2 separate regions of the Homo sapiens genome follow, and region 2 is linked to region 1. Evidence: chromatin loops called from intact Hi-C (ENCODE). Cell type or tissue: dorsolateral prefrontal cortex. All regions are shown on one strand. Links, peaks and the distances in the headings refer to the core of each region. The heading gives the core; the rest is flanking DNA.

Region 1 (10,952 bases), core at 1,117-9,116:
ATAATGCGGTGATTTTTCCTTGCTGTATTCAGGCTTTTTGTCAAAAATCTTGTCTTTGGTTTTTCAGCCACATGATTATGATTTGTCTGGGCCTGGATTTCTTTTATTTTCTTTTGCTTGGGGTTCCCTGAGTGTCTTAAATCTATAAATTTGTCTTTCACTAAATTTGGGAAGATTTCAGCCACCGTTTGTCAAATTTTCTTTTCCACACCAGACTCTTACTCCTTTCTTGGGACTTTGGTGACACAAATGTTCAACCTTTTGAATTCTTTCCCTCAGTTTCCTGAGTCTCTTAATTTTTTTCATTTTTTTCTCTCCGATGTTCCAATTAGATAATTTCTATTGATTTCTCTTCAAGTCCAGTGACTTTCCTCTGCTATCTCCATTCTGCCATTTAACCCATCTAAAGAACATTTTTTACATGTCAGCTATTGTATTTTTCATCTCTAAAATTTCCACTTGATTCTTCTTTATATCTTTTTTCTTTACTGAGACTTCTGTCTTTTGTTGTTGTTGTTGTTGTTGTTGTTGTTGAGATGGAGTCTCGCTCTGTTGCCCAGGCTGGAGTGCAGTGGCACGATCTCTGCTCACTGAAACCTCCATCTCCTGGGTTCAAGTGATTCTCCTGCCTCAGCCTCCCCAGTAGCTGGGATTATAGGTACATGCTACCAGGCCCAGTTGATTCTTGTACTTTTAGTAGAGATGGGGTTTCACCATGTTGGCCAACCTGGTCTTGAACTCCTGACCTCAGGTGATCCGCCTGCCTCAGCCTCACAAAGTGTTGGGATTACAGGCGTGAGCCACCGCACCTGGCTGACTTCTGTCTTTACATTTGTTTATTCTTACGTCTTGGAGCATGGTTATTATAGCTGCTTTTGTCTGCTTTTGCCAATATTTTTGTCGTCTCGGAGTAGCATATGTTGTTTTTCTCTTTTCTTGTAGTAAAGATTTTCCTGGTCATTTGTGTACCAAGTAATTTGGATTGAATCCTGGACATTTGGAATATTACGTTATCAGACTCTATGTCTTATCATAAGGAGAATATTGATTTTGTTTGTTTTATCAGGCAATCTACATAGCTAGGTTCAGGCTTCAAGTTCTGACCCTTTCAGGGATGTGGTTCCAAAGTTGAGTCTGTTTTCAGAGCTTTCGCTATGCTATTTGGATCCTTCTATAGCTTACGCACCACTCAGTGGCAAGCCTGGGACCTGGATGATAGCTAGTCCTATAGTTCTATAATCAAAGCCTTTGGTGTACTGTTTAGGGTTAGATTCGTGCATGCACAGCTCAGAGGTGAGCCAGAAGATCACACCTCCCTTTACAGGGTTACTTTCTTGAGCTCCTCCTCTTCACAGTCTTTCTGGTTCTTTATGCTCCTTTCAGTGTCCTTTGATCAGATAGCCAGGGCTTTAGTGTCCCTGCTTTGTCTTGTACTTTATGACTTTATCTGTGTGGAGGTTAAATGGTGGGAGGACAGAGAAAAAAAGCAATGAGGATTTGCTCCAAGCCCTTGAGACCACAGCTCCTGTGGGCAGAGAGGAGAATTCCCCTCCCTCAGAGTTTTAGGAACATGCCTGGAAGCTGTGGCCACCACTCCTGCCACTGCAGAATTGCTACCACATCATTGATTTTACTGTTAGTTTTGAAAAACCAATTTGGTTGAGATATAATTCACATACCATAATTCACCCACTAAAAGTACAGTTTATTGATTTTTAGTATATTCACAGATATATGAAACTATTCGCACAATTTAATTTTGGAACACTTCATTACCCCAAAAAGAAATTCTTACCCATTACCAGTGACTTACACACATGCCCCCCTCTGTAGGCAACCATTAATCTATCTTCTGTCTTTACAGATTTATCAGGGCATTTTATACAAATGGCATCATATAATATATTATCTTTGGTGTTTGGCTTCTTTCACTTAATGTTTTCAAGGTTCATCCATGTTGTAGTAAGTACCAGTACTTCCTTCCTTTTCATTGCTGATTGATATTCAATTGTATGGATATATCACATTGCATGTATCTGTTAATCAGTTGATGGATATTTGGGTTTTTCTACTTTTGGCTAATATGAGTAATGCTGTTATGACAATTCATATACAGATATGTTTTCATTTCTCTTTGGTATATACCTAGGAGTAGAATGTCTGGGTCATATGGGAATTCTATGCTTAACTTTTGAGTAACTGCTGAACTATTTTTTGAAGTAGCTGTATCATTTTATGTTCCTACCAGCAGAGTATAAGATTTCCAGTTTCTCCACATCTTTGTCAACACTTATTATTGTTTGTCTTTCTTATTATACCCATCCTAGTGGGTGTGAAGTTATATTTCGTTGTGATTTTGATTTGCTTTTCCTTAATGACTAGTGATGTTGAGTATCTTTTCATGTGATTATTGACTGGTTTTATGTATTCTTTTGAGAAATATCTATTCAAATCCTTTGTCCATTTTTATTGGTTATTTGTGTTTTTATTATTGAGTTGTATATATCCTGTATACAAGTCCCTTATCAGATGTACATTGTGCAAATATTTTCTCCCATTCTGTAGGTTGCCTTTCCATATTCTTGATAGTGTTCTTTGAGAAAAAACTATAAATATTTGTAATTTTGATGAAGTTCAATTTATCTGTTCTTTTGTTGATTGTACTTTTGTTATTGTACCTACAAAATTATTGCCTAACTCAAGATTACAAAGATTTACTGCTATGTTTTCTTCTAAGTGTTGTTATGCTATTGTCTCTTAGGTTTAGGAGGCTCATGATCAATCTTGTCTTAATTTTTGTGTACAGTGTGAAGTAAGGATAGAACTTTATTCATTCACTTGTGGATACTAAGTTGCCCGACCATTATTTGTTAAAAAAACAAAAAAACAAAAAAACCCAAAAAAACCTGTTCTTTCCCCACAAAATTATCTTGCTGCTCTTGTAAAGAATCAACCAGACATAAATGCAAGGGTTTATGCCAATACCATACTATCTTAATTATTGTGGATTTATCATAAATTTTAAAGTCAGAAAATGTGAGTCCTCCTTTGTTTTTCGAGATTATCCTGGCTATTCTCAATCCCTTGAATTTCCATATGAATTTTAGGGTCAGCTTGTCAATTTCTGAAAAAAAAGCCAGCTGGAATTTTGAAAGGGATTGGGTTGAATCTGTACATTAATCTAAGGAGTATTGCCATCTTAGCAACATTGCATTTTCTGGCCCATGAATATGGGATATCTTTTAACAGCAACACTGGGAACTGGAAGACAACGGAAGATAACTTCAATGTGTTCAATACAAAACCCTGCAAAACTAAAATTCTAATTCCAGTGAAAGTATCTTTATAAAATGAAGGGAGAAGAAGTGAGCATTTGGTGACAGAGAGTATAGATAAATCTTCAAAGATTGTTGCTATAAAGGACAGCATAAAAAGGATTGGTAGCTGGAGGGAGATATGAAGTTGATTTTTAAGATGAGCAACTTAAAAACATCTCATATAGAGAAGAAGGAAGTGATGAAACAGTGGAAATCAGGGCTAATTGGAAGGATGATGTCCCTTAGTAACTTTTAGCAGGTGAGGAGGGTAGCATCCAAAGGGAGGTAAGGTGAGAGAAGGATGAAGGATGAGGGTACAGAAGCTGAAGAATAATGATAGGGAAGATCAAGAGTTCTCCATTAGACCACTGTGTGGAGTAGGTAGCAAAGTTATAAGGGAGACTGAAGGGAAAGAGTTTGTTGGAAATTTGAGAAAAACAGAAAAGTATGAAATTGTCATCTTGGGGAATAACAAAGTGAAATTTCCATGAAAATAAAACAATTTAGCAGTTTTCAGTGCCTATATGATATAAATTTGAAGACAGCCTAGTCATCAGAGTTCTAAGATTTTTTTCCAGTGATGTTCAGGTTTGGTACAAGTCCAGAGTAAGTGATGCAGAGTAGAGGGAAGCATGGACAAAGCATGAATATTATGTGTAAAAGCATGACTCTGGCCGGGTGTGGTGGCTCATGCCTGTAATCCAGCACTTTGGGAGGCTGAGGCAGCAGGATCACTTGAGGTCAGGAGTTTGAGACCAGCCTGGCCAACATGGCAAAACCCTGCACTACTATACAAAAGATAGCCAGGCATGGTGGTGCACGCCTGTATCCCAGCTACTCGGGAGGCTGAGGTAGGAGAATTGCTTGAACCCGGGAGGCAGAGGTGGCAGTGAGCTGAGATCACACCACTGCACTCCATCCTGGGTGACAGAGCAAGACTCCATCTCAAAAACGAAAAGGCAAAAATGCATGCCAATGTGGTAAGCCACGATCTATTAGGTGAGGCAGTTAAAGAAGCAGGACTCAGAAGGAGGAAAGTGTGAGAAGTGACAGGATTAGCAGAATGTAGGCCCTGAGAAGGGCAGACTCATGCACACATGGCCATTGGATACCTTGCAGAAATTAGTAGTTCTCTTTGGGGTAGGTGCCAAATAAGTGGTAATTGACTCTGGCCACATATTATGGTCACCTGGGGACCTTTAAAAAATTTATCAGTGGGATTCAAGCCCATTGGTTCAGGATCTCTGAGCATTAGTGTCTTTTAAAAGATGCACAAGTGATTCTAATACAGAGACAGAGCTGATGGCTGCTACAAGAGAGCGTGGAGTGCTGGAGACCTCGAGGCCTGGAAATACAGAGCTGCTGCCTTGCATAGCTCCCAATGGCACATTGATATGGACTGCAGTGTCCCTGGGTGGAGGGTTATAGCAATCTTAGAGCATTTTAAGATTGACAACCCACGAGAGGAGGTGTAGACCCATTAAATTATTAGGGATTTAAAATATCTAGAGCAGTGATTCTAAACCCTGGAGGGGGCAGGTCAGAAAAACACTTCAATGCCTAGATAGCATCCCAGACATCAAAATCAAAATTACATCAAAATCACTGTGGTTGAAGCCCAGGCTAAATCAGGACATTAAAAAAGCTCCCCAGTTTTTTTTGTATGGTAAATACTGGGTGGGGTGCAGCGTTGAGTGGAGATTTGATGATTTCTGATGGAGTCGTGTTGAGTTTGAGGAAGTTGTGCTTCATCCAGTTGGAGATGTCAAAGAAGCCATTAGCTCCAGGTCTGGAGCTTGGCAAAGTCTTGAGCTGAAGCAAAATAATCCTCCCCACTATGGGTGAATTGTTGATTGCTATATATTTTTAGAACATATTAGTTTTGTGATGTTCCAATGCAAGTCATAGTCTTTATAAATGACCATGTCTGCTCTCTGGTTCGAGCAGTATTCCCATAGCTAGAGAGGAGAATACAGTTCTGGCACTGATGTGGGATGCTTGTAAAATGCAGTTAGAAGAGCGTCGGGGAAGGGAGGTTTCTGCAGAGTTTGTGTGATCGTACCTGCTAATTTTAGAGTCAAAGGCCCAGATTGGAGAAAGACTCAGTAGAATGAGACCAGCTGAAGCTCCTGACTTACACAGCAGGGCCGTTCTTGGCTGTGTGCCCAGAGGGCGATGACCACATGCTTAGCAGGAAGGCACTATTGTTTCCTGTTTTGCTTGTTTGTGTGTTTGATTTTGTGTGTGTGTGTGTGTGACAGACATGTTGGTATTTCCCTTTATCTAAATGATACTATCCATTTCTACAGTTTTATATGTGTTTAAGAGGAGGTAGCTATCTTGAGGCAGTTTTTGAACTTTGACTACATGACTTTTAAGGTCCCTCAGTCCATTTTGATAATTTGTCAACATTAAAAGTAAATGAAAACCTACGTTTTAGGATTCATATGAAATAAAAATCGAAGACATTTATTTTTGTGAGTTCCCTTAAAATATGTCAAACTACCTAGCATTGAATATTGTTATGCTTGTTCAAGTGAGAATCTGGCCGTTGTTTTGGGGTGACACAGATCTTGCCACATCTGTTCTAACGATCATCAGTGGGTCAACCTCATTTGTGAAAGCCTCTTCACATCCTCCTATTAATTTTTGTGGAATATTTGTTTACTCAAGGCACTGACAATGCTCAAAGAATTCTATAGAATTATTTTAAAGGGCTTCCTTATCAAATTCTAATTTACCATATAAACTGCTTTGTCCAGATGAAAGTGACCCACAATTACACTTTGAAATGTAATTGACATTTCATTAGTGACTGTGGGTTTGTGTCTTGGAAGAGAGATTTTGTCTCCTTAGGGCCAGGGTTGCCCATGGTACAATTCATGGGAATACAATACATGGGAATACGTTGCGGCTGGCTGGTAATGTCCAGGGGCTGGCTCCCAAATCTCCTTGTTACATTGATTTATGTATTTATGTATTTCTGGGGTTATTGGAAATAATATTGCAGTTGTCCTCTTGACCATTGTGTTTAAGTGGTAGCAGTAGCAGTGGTACTAGGAGTGGTATAGTGAGATCTAACCTCTAGCAAGTCCTTTCTCTGTGCCAAGAACCCTTTATATATATAAACGTATATATATATATAATATATATATTATTTCATTTCATCCCTGCAGTAACCCTATGAGGAAGGCGCCATTTCCATCCACATTGTATAAAAGAAGAGATGAAGTAACTTCCCCAAACTTTGGGGTTAGAATTAGATCCCTGGCTGTCTGGGCTCCAACTTAAGATCCCTGGAGATTCAGCACCAGGAGGTGCAGGATTAATGAGATCTGCCTCTGCCTTAGAGAAAAGCAGGAGCTGGGGTATGGGAGTGGATATGACAGCACAGTGAAGTTGGGTTCATCTGGACAGGGACAGAGGTTAAAGAGCCTCCATGTGATGTGTGCCTGTGCCATCTAACCCTGCTCAGTCCAGTGGCATTCCAGTGGCTCCGAGGAGACAGGAGAGATCTCCTGCTTTGAGGAAGAGGATGGTTTCCTGCCATCATTTCTATGTCATGGAGCAACTTCGGTGGCCCCCACATACCCAGTATACAATCTTTACTGCTTTCTTGTGCGTACTGTTCCTTAGAAGCAAGAGGGATGCTGAGTAGTTGTTAGGTCCGCAGTAGCTGGTGTGAGGCCAGAAGTTTTGTCAAAATTCCAAATAATGGTAAATTGTAAGCTGATTTCATCTAATTTATTTATCTTGCATAGGCTATCCCCATATTCTTATTTAACTTGAGCTGGTTCAGAGTTACTAAAAGCAGTGTGTGTGTGTGTGTGTGTGTGTGTGTGTGTGTGTGTGTGTGTGTGTGTGTGTGTGTTGGGTACACTGGGTTTTTATGCATTCCTGTCCTCAGAAAGGACCCAGTGAATGGATGAGAGGGCAGCCCTGTCTCTGTCACCCTGGCCATGTTAGCTTTGGGGGATGGAGCATTGAGGCCATAGTTGATTACATCACGAGGACAGTGACTTTGTGCGTCAGCACTGACTTTATGGCCTTCTCTGGGACCACAGTGGCAAGACTGTCTTATAGACATTTCCAGGGCCCTGAAAAGTACCTTGAGAGGAGAAACAAAAAGGTTTTCTTTAATGTCTACATTATTCTCACAATTATTGTTTGCAGGAGAAATCCCTGTTCCAATTTAATAAGTAAAGAGAAGTTAAAATAATGATGAATGGTAATAATGTAAAACTCAAACTACAAAATAAAAAGAAAGATACACTGTAAAAGAGTTATTCTGTGTTTAGAAAGAAAAAGCAACAGAGGACCCACAGGCCCTTAGTCAGAGGTGTGGAAGTTGAAAGCAGGTGTCCACAGGCGCTGAAGTGTTACTGGGCACAGCTAACTCCATGGCCAGTGGGGCAAGACTGGGCAAGGGGCAGCAGCTGGGCTCATCTTCAGCGGAGTCCCCACTGGAGGTGAGGCTGGAGTCCTCAGCTCTGCTCCCTTGCTCTGTGACTCATGATACGCCTTTGCAGAAGGCTTAAGCCCATAACCCCTTTCTAGCGGACACCAGGTAGACAACACCAGCCACTGCACACCCCCTGTTTGCCTTGCTGCCTGCCTGGCTGCCAGTCTGTTAACAGACCTAGGCCGCCACTGGGTGGAAAACAAGCAAACAGGCAAGGCCAAAGCTCGAAGGTAGATTGAGAAGCATTTCAGTGAAAACACCATTCTTACTTGAAAATTTCTTTGACGTTGAAGACCAGTACTTTTTTTTTTTTTTGAGACAGAGTCTCGCTCTGTCTCCCAGGCTGAAGTGCAGTGGCGCAATCTCTGCTCACTGCAAGCTCCACCTCCTGGGTTCACACCATTCTCCTGCCTCAGCCTCCCAAGTAGCTGGGACTACAGGCGCCCGCCAGCACGCCTGGCTAATTTTTTTGTATTTTTAGTAGAGACGGGGTTTCACCGTGTTAGCCAGAATGGTCTCGATCTCCTGACCTCGTGATCCACCCACCTCGGCCTCCCAAAGTGCTGGTATTACAGGCGTGAGCTGCCGTGCCCAGCCAAAGACTAGCACTTTTGTTTAAGGACTGCACAGTTTAGGTTTTCCTTACATGATGCTTCCTATCTGATACTAATGGACAGGAAAGGCCCCATTGAGAGTTCTCACCCTGTAGCATTCTAGCTCGCCCTCAGATATATGAAGAAGTTCTCTTGTGTTTTCAAATGCTTCTGGCACCATCAGGCTAAAAAACCATGTATGCCACATATTATTAATACTTCCTCACTTTCCCCCTCCTTCCATTCCTCCTCCTTCCCTCTCTCCTATCTTCCCTTATTCTCTCTCCCACCTTCACTTCCCCTCTTCCCACCTTCCCTTCATCTCTCTCCTCCTTAAATAGAATTATCTCTCTTCTCTCTTTCACACACACACACACACACACGAACACAGAGGAACACACACATAATCACACACACACACCATCTCTCTCTCTCTCTCTGTCTCTCTCACTCTCTTCGTCTTCCTTCTGTGCCAGCCAACTAGACTAATAAGGAGACCAACCAGTTATTCCAGGAGAACCTCCTTCATACCCCTACTCCAGCAGTTCTCAAACTGTGGTCTGTGGACCCCTGGGGTCCCTGAGAAGCTTTCAGGAGGTTCACAATGTCAAAATGATTTTCATAATAATATTAAAAGTGCAAATCTGGAAGCATCACATTACATGATTCAAACTATACTATAAGCCCATAGTCACCAAAACAGCATGGTACTGTTATAAAAACAGGCACATAGACCAATGGAACAGAATAGAGAACCCAGAAATAAACCGAAATACTTACAGCCAACTGATCTTCAACAAAGCAAACAAAAACGAAGTGGGGAAAGTACACCCTTTTCAACAATGGTGCTGGGATAATTGGCTGGCCACATGTAGGAGAATGAAAATGGATTCTTGTCTGTCACCTTATACAAAAATCAACTTAAGATGGATTAAAGACTTAAATCTAAGACATGAAACTATAAAAATTCTAAAAGATAACATTGGAAAAACCCTTCTAGACCTTGGCTTAGGCAAGGATTTCATGACCAAGAGCCCAAAAGCAAATGCAATAAAAACAAAGATAAATTGCTGGGACTTAATTAAACCAAAGAGCTTTTGCATGGCAAAAGGAACAGCCAGCAGAGTAAACAGACAACCCACAGAGTGGGAGAAAATCTTCACAATCTATATGTCTGACAAAGGACTAATATCCAAAATCTACAATGAACTCAAATCAACAAGAAAAAAAAATCCCATTAAAAAGTAGGCTAAGGACATGTATAGACAATTCTCAAAAGAAGATATACAAATGGCCAACAATCATATGAAAAAATGCTCAACATCACTAATGAGCAGAAAAATGCAAATCAAAACCATAATGCAATACCACCTTACTCCTGCAAGAATGGCCATAATCAAAAAAATCAAAAAATAGTAGATGTTGGCATGGATGCAGTGAACAGGGAACACTTCTACACTGCTGGTGGGAATGTAAACTAATACAACCACTATGGAAAACAGTGTGGAGATTCCTTAAAGAACTAAAAGTAGAACTACCACTTGATCCAGCAATCCCACTGCTTGGTATCTACCCAGAGAAAAGTCATTATACAAAAAAAGATAACTGCACATGTGTGTTTATAGCAGCACAATTCTCAATTGCAAAAATGTGGAACTGATCCAAATGCCTATCAATCAAGGAATGGATAAAGAAACTGTGAGATATATATATATATATATAATATATATATATATATATAATATATATATATATATCTCACAGGTTATATATATATATATGATGGAATACTACTCAGTCATAAAAAGGAATGAATTAATGGCATTTGCAGCAACCTGGATGAGATTGGAGACCATTATTCTAAGTGAAGTAACTCAGGAATGGACAACCAAACATTGTATGTTATCATGCATAAGTGGGAGCTAAGCTATGAGGATGCAAAGGCATAAGAATGACACAGTGGACTTTGGGGACTTGGGGAAAGAGTGGGAAGGGGGTGAAGGATAAAAGACTAGAAATAGGGTACAGTGTATACTGCCTGGGTGATGGGTGCACCAAAATCTCACACGTCACCACTAAGGAACTTACTCGTGTAACCAAACACCACCTGTCTCCCAATAACCTATGGAAATATAAATAAATATTTGGTAGAATTCTTCAGTGACACTGCCTGGATCTGGAGATTTCTTTTTTTGGGAGTTTGCTTAAAAAAAAAAAGTCATTTGCCTTTTTCACTATGTGAACATTTGGGCCATGGTACAAGAAGTAATGGTGGTAAAACTGCTGGCACCTTAGCTTGAATCAAGCTTGTGGCATCAAACTGCGCCATTAGTCATTGTATTCCTCACTGTTTTGCACAATGTAAAAGTAAATGCTAATTTCCCTTAGTAATGTCCCTGATGAAACAGTAAAAATGATTCATTTTATTAAATATTGACCCTTGACTACAAGTCGTTTTAATATTCTGAGCACTTCTGCTGCATATGATGATGGTGGTCTTAAAACGAAATCACCATCTGTGCAGTTGTTTCAGTTGCAAGCTGAACTGGCCCCCTTTTCCATGAAACACCACTTTTACCT
Region 2 (10,952 bases), core at 1,476-9,475, 86 kb before region 1:
AAGTGTCTGTTCATATCCTTTGCCCACTTTTTGATGGGGTCGATTGTTTTCTTGTAAATTTGTTTAAGTTCTTTGTAGCTTCTGAATATTAGCCTTTTATCAGATGGGTAGATTGCAAAAATTTTCTTCCACTCTGTAGGTTGCCTGTTCACTCTGATGGTAGTTTCTTCTGCTGTGCTGAAGCTCATTAGTTTAATTAGACCCCATTTGTCTATTTTGGCTTTTGTTGCCGTTGCTTTTGGTGTTTTAGTCATGAAGTCCTTGCCCATGCCTATGTCCTGAATGGTATTGCCTAGGTTTTCTTCTAGGGTATTTATGGTTTTAGGTCTAACATTTAAGTCTTTAATCCATCTTGAATTAATTATTGTACAAGGTGTAAGGAAGGTATCCAGTTTCAGCTTTCTACATATGGCTAGCCAGTTTTCCCAGCACCATTTATTAAATAGAGAATCCTTTCCCTATTTCTTGTTTTTGTCAGGTTTGTCAAAGATCAGATGGTTGTAGATGTGTGGTATTATTTCTGAGGGCTCTGTTCTGTTCCATTGGTCTATATCTCTGTTTTGGTACCAGTACCATGCTGTTTTGGTTACCGTAGCCTTGTAGTGTAGTTCAAAGTCAGGTAGCAGCCAGAGAGAAAGGTCGGGTTACCCACAAAGGGAAGCCCATCAGACTAACAGTGGATCTCTCAGCAGAAGCTCTACAAGCCAGAAGAGAGTGGGGGCCAATATTCAGCATTCTTAATTTCAACCCAGAATTTCATATCCAGCCAAACTAAGCTTCATAAGTGAAGGAGAAATAAAATCCTTACAGACAAGCAACTGCAGGCCTGTTTCTAACTCTGAAGTTGGAAATAGCTTGGGATGTGGATCCATAAAAGGACAGGGCAGCAACTGGTGCATTTGTATGCCAAGGCCTGAGAGTGCCCAGTGCATGCTCTCTGACTTTGAGTGCTGAGCTACTGTTGGAGCAATGTGGGCCCCTCCAGGAACTCTCAGCTGGGCAGAGGCAAAGAACTCACCAGCCTTTCACAACTGAGCATACCATATTTTTCAGAACTCTATTTGTTTGCTATCAACGAGATTAAAAAATACAAAGCATTGGATATGGAAGAGCACATGATCTCAAGAGATGACTGCTGAGTCAGACCAGGGGAAGGCAGGGAAAGGCTTTGGGAAGGCCGGAGGGCAAAGAAAGGAGAGAGGCAGCTTAGAGGTTGATGGCTGGGATGTTCTGGAGCCTATTTGTGGACTTCTGACTGAAATTTCTTAAATTCTGCAAGCTCAGTGAGAGAAAACTGTTTTTTTTTAAAAATAAAAAGCACAGTTTTTTAGAGTATTACCTACAACTGGGGAACCATTACTTAAAGTTCAGGGTTTGATGCTTCCCCAGGCAGACTGGTCTGCACGTCCCCCTCATCTCAATCCCACAGCAGTCATGGCTGCCTTACCCCTGTTTTTGCTATTGCCCCTCCCTGCGTGCCCAGCAGGGCCTTCTCTTCAAGACCCTAGCCCCTGCCTCTCGTGTGACACCTTTGGTTTCCCTTCCCAAAGCCTTTCCCTGCCTTTCCTTGCTCAGCACCTGCAGGCAGTGAGGCCGCTCCTGTAAGCCATGAGCCTGCCTCACTGAATGTGTGTTCTTCGAGGGACTCTGCAGTTAGGGACCTCACTCCTGAAGGGCAAGTTGCAGGTTGATATGATCTAGCTCTGTGTCCCCTCCCCAATCTCATGTGGGAACTGTAATCTGCACATGTTGAAGGTGTGGGCTGCTGGGAGGTGACTGGATCATGGGGGTAGACTTCCCTCTTGCTGTTCTCATGATAGTGAGTGGGTTCTCACGAGATCTGATCATTTAAAAATGTGTGGCACTTCCTTCCCCCTTTGCTTTCTCTCCTGCTCCAATGTGGTAAGACGCGCTTGCTTATCCTTGGTCTTTCAGCATGATTGTAAGTTTCCTGAGTCCTCTCAGCCATGCTTCCTGTTAAGCCTGTGGAACTGTGAGTCAATTAAACCTCTTTTCTTCATAAGTTACCCAGTCTCAGGTATTTCTTTATACCAGTGCGTGAATGGACTAAGACACAGGTCCGCATGGCTTTGTGAATCTTATCCATGGTAATAGTGATTTTCATGGTCACGACATTATCAGAGCTCTTCAGATCTCCAAAGCAAGGTCTTCCCTGTGTTGCAAACCCTTATGCCTTCAGTGCCCCCACAGAGCCCTGCAGTAACCAACCCCAGTAGATGTGGGAGTCAGAGGCCATTTTACTGCTTCCCTGGAGTAAAGTATGTATTACCAAGTCACTGTGACCTGGGACCTTTACAAATAGCCTCCTTCTCGTAGTAAAGGAACGAGAAGGAACATCACTAGTCCTTAGTGGAGGAGAGCGGCTGTCTTGCTCTTTGACCATGATCACACCCTTTTTTCATTTCTATCATGTACTCACAACCAACTCAGTATCAGGCATGTGTGCACAGTGGCCTGGCTCTAGGCACTGCCCTCCTGCATGTTGGGAATGGGTGGAATTGTTTCAGAAGCATGCAGCATGTATGAACTGTATTTACACCTGGGACACATATTTATGGAAAGGGTCCACTGCAGCCCCATCACGCCCTCTGTGTGCCCTGACATACTGTGCTAGCCCCTTGCAGGCCCATTCACTCACAAGGATGCCCAGGCTACGGCAGGCCTGCGGGGTGCCCTGCCCTCTTGGCATAGCCTGGGAGAGGAGGAGGACTGTCCTTCCCTGCCCTGCCTAGCAGGGAACAACAAGGCGACCCTTGGCTTTTCATTGTCTCTATCTCTAAATTTAGTCTATCCTAAATCTTGCTGCCCTTGGCATTGTGTCATCTGCTTATTCTTTCAACAGACTTTTTGTCTAAACTCGTGAAAGTAGCAAGTACTCTTTAGAAAAATACCTACTCGTTGGAGAAGACATAAATAATCATATATGCGAAAAAAGTAAATAATCATATATGCTAAAAAATGTTTTATCTGGTTTGGTTTTTCTTGTCACGGACATCATTTCTTGAGCCTTTTCCGTGTTATAAATATTCTTCTTAAACCGAGGTTTCAGTGGCCATGTGACACTGTGTTGAATGTGCGGTGGTTGTTGAACTGGATATTGATGGGGGCTCACCGGGGGCTGGGCACCATGGCTTTGCTGCGGAGGTGCTCCAGGTTGAGTAGATGAATCTTGCCAGTGCAGCCTGGCAGGTCATTGGAGACGAGTGAGCCATACCAGTTCCTGCCCGTTCTTATTCCATTGTCAGAGTTCTCCCCTTTTTCCTGTTCTTTAGGGTTCTCAGTGGGCTCCCTTCACAATTTTACTCTGATATCTGCAATATGTGCTCCTTCCAGCTTTCTTAACTTAGTCCTTGGCAACATACCCAAAGAGTTTATATGTAATCCCATACCCTTCCTCCACAAACCTCTACCCAAAAAAGAAAAAGACAGTTTGGGCCACAGGCTCTAGACTGGCCAGTGGGCCAACTTACCCATCTGGTGGAAAGCGCTCAGGAAAGAGTCATGTTGATCATATCTGAAAGTGGGATTCCTTGGGGATCTGAATTGGGAAATATGGAAGAAATCAGACAACTGGAAATAAGAGCAGAGTCCCAGAAGACAGGAGGTAGAGAGAGTCTGAAGGACAAAGGTGAGCAGAGCAGGGCTGTGGAGTTGCAGGGGCTTGAAGCCCGAGAGCCTGTCCAGCAGAGGGGCAGAGCCAGCCAAGGGCAGGGGAGGAGCAGGTGGAGGCAGCCCCTGGAACAGCTGAGTCCCTGGCATCCCACACTGTGGGGCCGCCATCCTGAGAGATCCTCCTTATCAGACCCCAGGCCTGTGGGCTCTCTTGTGCATGGTGTCCCGTAGAGTCCCCAGACCTCCTCCTGCATGGGGGAGCCACCAACCCCCAACGGGTCTGTGGATTGTCTGTGGTTGCACTCCAAGCGCTTTGTGCTCCATGCTCACTCAGGCCCTCCCTGGCAAGTGCTTAGGCCAGGTTAGAATACCACTGGGTCCTGGCACGTCTGCCAGAGTGGGTAGAGGGTACAGGGTGGAAGATGGCATTGCAGAGGTGCTAGGAGGGGCCTAGTATGAAGAGCAGTGGGAGGTCGCAGAGTCCCCAGGCCAGCCCTTCCTGAGGGGGCCTCAACATGCTGGTTGGGGGCTGGGGATCTGTAAAACATGGCCAAGTGCTGAGCATGATTCCCCTGCCCAGAGCCGGATCCTCTGTGGCCCTGGGTGCATCGTGTGGTTGGAGCCGGCGTGAGGCCAGCTTCACAGAGGACGAGAGAGATGGTGGGTGCATGTAAATATTGGCTACTCCTGTGGCTTACCCGCGTGGTTTCTGATGTGCACGAGTGTGCACCCTACCTACTTGAAACCTGGGGCAGAATCAGGACAGAAGTAGGGGCCAGAATCTGCACTGAGTGTGGCTCCGCAGCCTTTTCAATTCTCCTCCCCTTGAGATGGAGAGGTACAGGACATGGAACAAGGTGTGTTCAGAGCCATGAGGGAAACAGGTTTATGTCGCCTAGCGCAGGTGAGAGGATGCCCAGTGCCTGGGGAGGAGGGATGGCTGGCATGCTGAAGAATCCTGCTTTTTAATTATTATTTTAAACCAGCTGTAACATGGGAACCAGAAGGGGTTTGAATGGCAAGAAGGCAGCCTATTTCGGGGCTCTCTCAGGAGCCCACCATGGAGGGTGCCTCCTATCGACTGTGAAGGAGAGAAGAGCTCATACAGGAGGCTCTCTGTTTGCTGGGGGTAGCAGGGTCTTCCTTGTATCCCACATGAATTCTTATGGGAGCTCTGCCAGTGGTAGCCATGTCTCCAGCTCACAGATGGGGACACCAAGTCCTGGGAATGGTCCCCGAGGCAGTAAGCAGGGCCCTGAGTGACAGGAAGAAAGGATTTGCACTGTTCCTGGCAGGGCATTGCCTCTCGTGGCCTCCTGTGGGACCCATCTACCTATGTGGCATCAGGTCTTTTCCTTTACGGAAGGTTGGGAGTGTTGGTTTTGCTTTTGTAATTGATGTTTTCTGCTTAGTAAGGTGAACTGTGTAGAGGAACCTCCACCTTTTGAGGGACACGTTACTGGCTATGGAATCAGGAGTTCTGGGAGTTGTATATGAGGAACCAGGAGACACAGGCAGGTATCTTCACAGCAGGCTGTTAGGAGGCCAAGGACAAGAAGGCATCTCCAGTGTCATCAGGAAGGGGTCTCATGGAACCAGTGTGTGATTCTTATTTTATTTTATTTTATGAGACGGAGTCTCACTCTGTCACCCAGGCTGGAGTGCAGTGGTGCAATCTCGGCTTACTGCAACCTCCGCCTCCTGGGTTCAAGTGATTCTCCTGCCTCAGCCTCCTGAGTAGCTGGGATTACAGGCGTGCGCCTGGCTAATTTTTGTATTTTTAGTAGAGACGGGGTTTCACTATGCTGGTCAGGCTGGTCTCGAACCCCTGACCTCATGATCCACCTGCCTCAGCCTCCCAAAGAGCTGGGATTACAGGCATGAGCCACCGCACCCAGCGCAGTGTGCGATTCTTGATTCTCTTTTCTGTCATATCCTGTACTGTGTCAGTGTGGGTGCCTGGGATGCTAGAGGTCAAAAGGCACAGAGAAAAGGTGGAAAGTGTCTTTAAATGATAAGATGATTAAAGTTCACTCTTTCCCCCTGATTTTCAAATATTCCGTCGAAGTGAGTATGTCCTTAGAACTTTGGATGGGCTTTGCAGAGAGAATTAATGAGGTCTGATTGATTGGAAAACTTGAAGGTGTGGCCCTGCTCCCCTGAGGTCATGGCCCTCCTGCCTGGCTGGGTGGTCCTCACAGTGCGAACCGTGTAAACTGTGAACCTCACAATGTAAACCGTGTGGTTTAGCAGGGAGTAAACATGACTCCAGTGTATCGGGGACCATCAAAGAGTGCTTTGGTGCAGGGCTTGGAACCTGCCCACAGGGAACAGACATATGCTCCTGGACATCATATCATTATGTGATGCAGGTGGCCCTGCTAGTCCTTAACCTGTTAAGTTTGAGTTAGGCGTAGCAGAAAAAATGAAACAAAAAACAAAACAGACCAAAAACAATGACTGTGACACAGCCAGGGTTTGTTTATTGTCACCCAGCTCAGCAGGGGTTCTGCCAAGCAAGGGCTCATCTGTGATGTTGTTACAGATGTTTGCAGAAGCTGTGGACATTGCCTTGCTTCTGTGCCAGGGCCTAGAAGGCTGCTGTAATTGTGTTAAATGGAAATTGTACAGATTGTCATTTCAAAATGATACATTTTTAAAGGAAGAGCTGGAAAAGTAGCATAGGTGTGGAAAAATCACTGTCAAAAGAAATAAGGATCACTGCCAGAACATGTTTTCAAGAAGACTGACTGTGTTAAGGCTTAATGGTTGGGGTTTTTTTTTTTTTTTTTTGGAGAAAAAATATTTTAAAAATTGTCTTGAGTTATAATGCTATGATCAGAAAAAAAAAATGTCTTGTCACTGGGAAGACTAAACCTTCTAAGAGAAATTCCCCCAGAAGTTGGGGAGGTAACTGTTCCCAGCGTCCAGGCCACCTTCCTAGGGAATTTTGCCCCTTGGACCTCAGGAAAGCAATCCAGTGGGATAGACTTCCCGACTCCTCACATATGCTGTGAGGACAGAGCACAAGGGCAGCCAGGCCTGGCTGTCCTCCTTCTCATTTCTATTGTGGGATGGGGACTAGGGTCTGCATAGCAGTGGTGTGAGCCTGGATGTGTGCAGGAAGGGAGCAGTGCTTCTAGGAGGCTTGTGCACAGCAGTTTCTCGTCCATTCCCTCAGCCCTTGGCTTCCTGGAACCGAGAGCATTAATTAGGATGCATGTCACACTGGCATTTGGGGTTTTTGGAGCAGGTAGCAAATATAAGCCCATCTTTTGGAATTCTGGGCCCAACAGTGGATTTGGGATTTTCTTCTGTTCTACTATGGCTTAAGTCATGAGAGACATGCTTTAAATAGGGAGGCAGCGATGTGATTTACAGGCACTTTCCCAGCCCTAAGTAGGTCAGGGTTTTGTCACAGTTTTGAGGAGATCACAGGTGAGTCACAGTAAATTTGGAGAGTCACGAATCTTGTCAGAATTCAGAGTGCGTTTGTGATATTGTTAAATAGCATACCTTAATTACTGGCCTGTGCAGTGTCCTCTCTGTCCCCCACCAGCCCCCATTCCCTGGAGTAGATAGTACAGTCTCCATTGAAACCAGCCATCAGAGGGATTCAGCTTCACTTCCGGCTGTGAAAATCTGATCTCTTGCTGGCTTAACTGGTGGGAAAAAACAAGTTCTGGGAGCAGGGCATGAGAGGCACTCCCTCTTGCTAGCCTCTCTTTCCCTTAGTCCTTGGCTGCACCACTTTTTATGGCAGTAGAATCTCATGCACAAAGGCCACGTCAGAAGTTTGCAGCTTAATAAATGCAGCCAAGTAACTGAGCACACCTCATAATCCACACCTAGATCAGGACACAGAACACACCCACACTGCAGGAGCCCCTCATACCCCCCTGGGGTCACCACTGCTCTCACTTCTAACACCATAGATTTGCCTGTTTTGTGCTTTATGTATGTGGGACCATGCAGGATGCATGTTTTCCATTTTGCTCCTTTCACTCAATATTATGTGTGTGAGATTCATACAGGGCCTTGTGTGTAGTTGTAGCTCATTAATTCTCAGTGCAGTGCAAATATACAGCATTCACTGTTGATGGGCATGCAGGTGGTCGCCAGTTTGGGCTATTATGAACAGTATGGCTTTGGACATTCTAGAGCATGGGTGGAGATGGGAAGAGAGACATTCTAAAGCATATTCTGCCAAACATCTGGATGCATTTCTGTTGGGTGGACCTAGGAGTGGAATTGCTGGGTGGCAGGTATGCAGGTCTTCAGCATAGGACATATTCCATCTCTCCAAAAATACTCTTTCCAGCAGGTAGAAGCTAGAATAAGGTTTCCAGGTAGAGTACATGAAGTTTTCTGATTGCCCTGGAGTATATTTTGGATTAATTTTGGGTCAAGCAGGAATACAGTGGCATTTTAGTAAGCAGTTACTCTTAGAAATCTGAGAGAGGAGTACTGGTCTTGACAGAGGCAGATTCTGTATTTAAATGAAGACGTTTTAGTTCAGTGTTTGTTCGTGCAACTCCATTAACTTTTTCTTGCTATGCTCAGCCAGTGTCATCCACCAGCGGAGCACATGCTGTCCCTGATACACTGACTCGGTGGGTAGTAAGGGAAGTGACTATGTAGAGGGGCAGAGGCAGCGTAGAGCCACCACATTGTCACTGACCACTTGTTGCATGTGTCCTCGAGGCTTCCTTGTGTCCTGCATCGTCAGGGCTGTGTTTCAGAGCGTGCCTTGGACGCTGAGGACATCCACCATTCAGCAGCCTCATTTCCGAGGCAGTTCATGGTTTGACCCAGGCTCTGTCTTCTGTCAGAATCACCTCTCACTCTCTCTGAGGCCAACAGTATCTTCTGGTCCTGGGTTGAAGTCCAAGTTGAGTGCCTTGCCAAGGGACTCTGTGACGAAGAAAAAGGGGCTGGAGCTTAGCCTGAGTCTTCTGACCACACACCCCAGGCAATTCTGCCACACCACAGCCCCCACCTCTGTGTACCAAGCAGATGTATTGGAGGTGGTGCTTTATTTTATAGTGATGATTAATAGGTCCACCTAGACCACAGGCTCTTCTGTTGCTTGGCAGAGGTTCAACTTTCTGTTCTCCACATTGCACAGGTGACGGCATTCCTCAGCAGCAGGGTGTTGTGGTCTGTCAGAAGCCCTCCCAGCGTGGTACTGTGACAAGCCTGTGACTTTGGGTATTCCTTTGCCATGGCACATAGTAGATTGTATCCTCAGTAGTAGATGGATAGTGATAGATAGTAGATTCTATTCCTTTTCCGTGGTAGATAGCAAATTCTATAAAGTTATTTTAGGAAACTCTCGTAATGGGATGTACTAGATTGAGTAATGTGAAATCTAAATCCTCAAGAGAAATATTTGGGCATTATTGTCCATTTTAATATTTCCTGTTCTTGTGTGGTATTTTCTGAAACCTGAGCATTTACCTTAAAAGCATGTTTTCCACCACTACCAGTGTCTATTAAAGGGGGAAAAAAAGACCGAAAAACAGTCCAGTTAACTTCATGCTATATGTAACATTAAAGGACGCTTGATAACCTCTAGAGTGTAATGTTACCTTTCATCATTCTAATAGAATAGACTACTATCATTTAGAGAGTGAGCTTTAAGCTTCAATTTTATTTTTTATTTTTATTTTTATTTTTTAATTTTTGAGACGAAGTCTTGCTGTATTGCCCAGGCTGGAGTGCAGTGGTGCGATCTCAGCTCAGTGCAACCTCCACCTCCCGGGTTCAAATGATTCTCGTGCCTCAGCCTCCTGAGTAGCTGAGATTACAGGCGTGCGCCACCATACCCAGCTAATTTATTTATTTATTTATTTATTTGTATTTTTAGTACAGATGGGGTTTCACCATGTTGCCCAGGCTGGTCTTGAACTCCTGACCTCAGGTGATCCACTCACCTTGGCCTCCCAAGGTGCTGAGATTACAGGTGTGAGCCACCATGCCTGGCCTAAGCTTCAATTTTATAATAGTCTATACAATTATTTCAGAAACTGCTGCCTGTGTCTTGAAATTTTAATGGGGATTGCTAGTCATTGTAGGTCATTTTTATTTTAAAAAGAGATTTTATTTTGTGTAGTTAGAGTCTGGTCAAGTTAAAGAGCTAGCAAGACAAAATAACATAAACAAAAAAAAGTTTTTTTAAAGTAAATAATACAACTTCCAAAATATCATTTATATTTTGTATCTATTAAGTGAGTGCCCACAGTATCTCCCAGGGAAGTTATTACAAGATGTTTAATGTTGTTTTAAGAATCCCAGCCTTGATATAAGAGTTTATATCCCAACTTAGTCCCAAGAGGCTTTGCACATGGTGACCGATGCCCTTATTTATACCTGACCATGGTGCAGTGACACCCTTCTTAGAGCTTGTCTGAATCCCCTCACACACACAAGTTAGTTTCTCAACCCACTTTTTGGTTCAATGGAGCCGGGATGTCCCTGGAATATGGAGCCATAGAAGTTTATAGAAGAGGAGAGCAGGGCTCTCACACGTGCTTCTGTGCAGGTGCTGAGTGGATGCCAGGACAGGCTGCAGCAAGGGGTGTGTCTTTGGCAGGATATGCCTGGCTCTACTGTTTTACCACCTCAAATTAGGTTACATTTCCTTTAGAGTTTAAAATAAGATTGTTGTGAGCCCTCATCCTGTTGGTCACAGCCAGTCCACTCTTTTATTTGGTCCAAGGGCCCTCAAGGTGCTTACCTGGCCCCATGGATACCATCCTGCTGACGAGCAAACAGAAGAAGAAATGGGAATGTGAGCATGTGTCCTGTTCCCCAAAGTAGTCACTGCCTTGTGGCTTTGTCACTGAATAGTGGTGACATCCAGTATTGAGGCCAGCGCCTGCCCACTGTGGGAAGCAATCCAGTTGCTGGAGCCTGGGGCCACTGCTGGCCAGGACGAGGGTGCCCCTTTCCCCAGCATGGTGTTTCGAACGGTGCTCCAAGCCAGAGGAACCTGGCCCTGAGGCCAGGGCTCACCTGGCCAGCCACTCTGCTGGTTCTCCCACCAGCTGTCCCTATGGAGTGCCATGGAGCAGGGGCTGGGAGAGCAGCACACCAGTGTCATGAACTCCCCACCCCAACCCAGCTATCTGTCTGGGTCCTCCAGTCCATCGGATCTGTTATGGTATTTGTGGATCTCAAAGGAAAAGGGCTCAGTCATGACCCAACATGCATTTGGCAAAGGTCTCTCTGACTGTTGAGTGGATTATAAAGGAGGTGGGGTTCAAGATCAGTTAGGAGTAGTGGAGGACCCTCAAAATGAGTTAGGACTAGTAGGG

What was found. Peaks named below come from ENCODE experiments on the same cell type or tissue, not always from the same donor. Only the 100,000 strongest peaks of a DNase experiment are listed, where the experiment ranks them.
Region 2: a loop joins it to region 1, with 2.4 times the contacts of the local background. A loop is called at or near these places in 3 of 110 quality-filtered maps.

What each region holds. Positions count from the first base shown.
Region 1 is chr15:31,752,864-31,763,815 of GRCh38, reverse strand. The region is part of intron 1 of OTUD7A (OTU deubiquitinase 7A); the gene reads left to right. Among named protein-coding and RNA genes, the nearest start is that of OTUD7A, 110 kb to the left of the region's middle. In dorsolateral prefrontal cortex, for the core only: no CTCF peak of the experiment used is centred there; a DNase peak (open chromatin) is centred at 5,475; H3K27ac peaks cover 3,255 bases.
Region 2 is chr15:31,838,806-31,849,757 of GRCh38, reverse strand. The region is part of intron 1 of OTUD7A (OTU deubiquitinase 7A); the gene reads left to right. Among named protein-coding and RNA genes, the nearest start is that of OTUD7A, 26 kb to the left of the region's middle. In dorsolateral prefrontal cortex, for the core only: no CTCF peak of the experiment used is centred there; DNase peaks (open chromatin) are centred at 6,177 and 8,317; H3K4me3 peaks cover 855 bases; H3K27ac peaks cover 8,000 bases.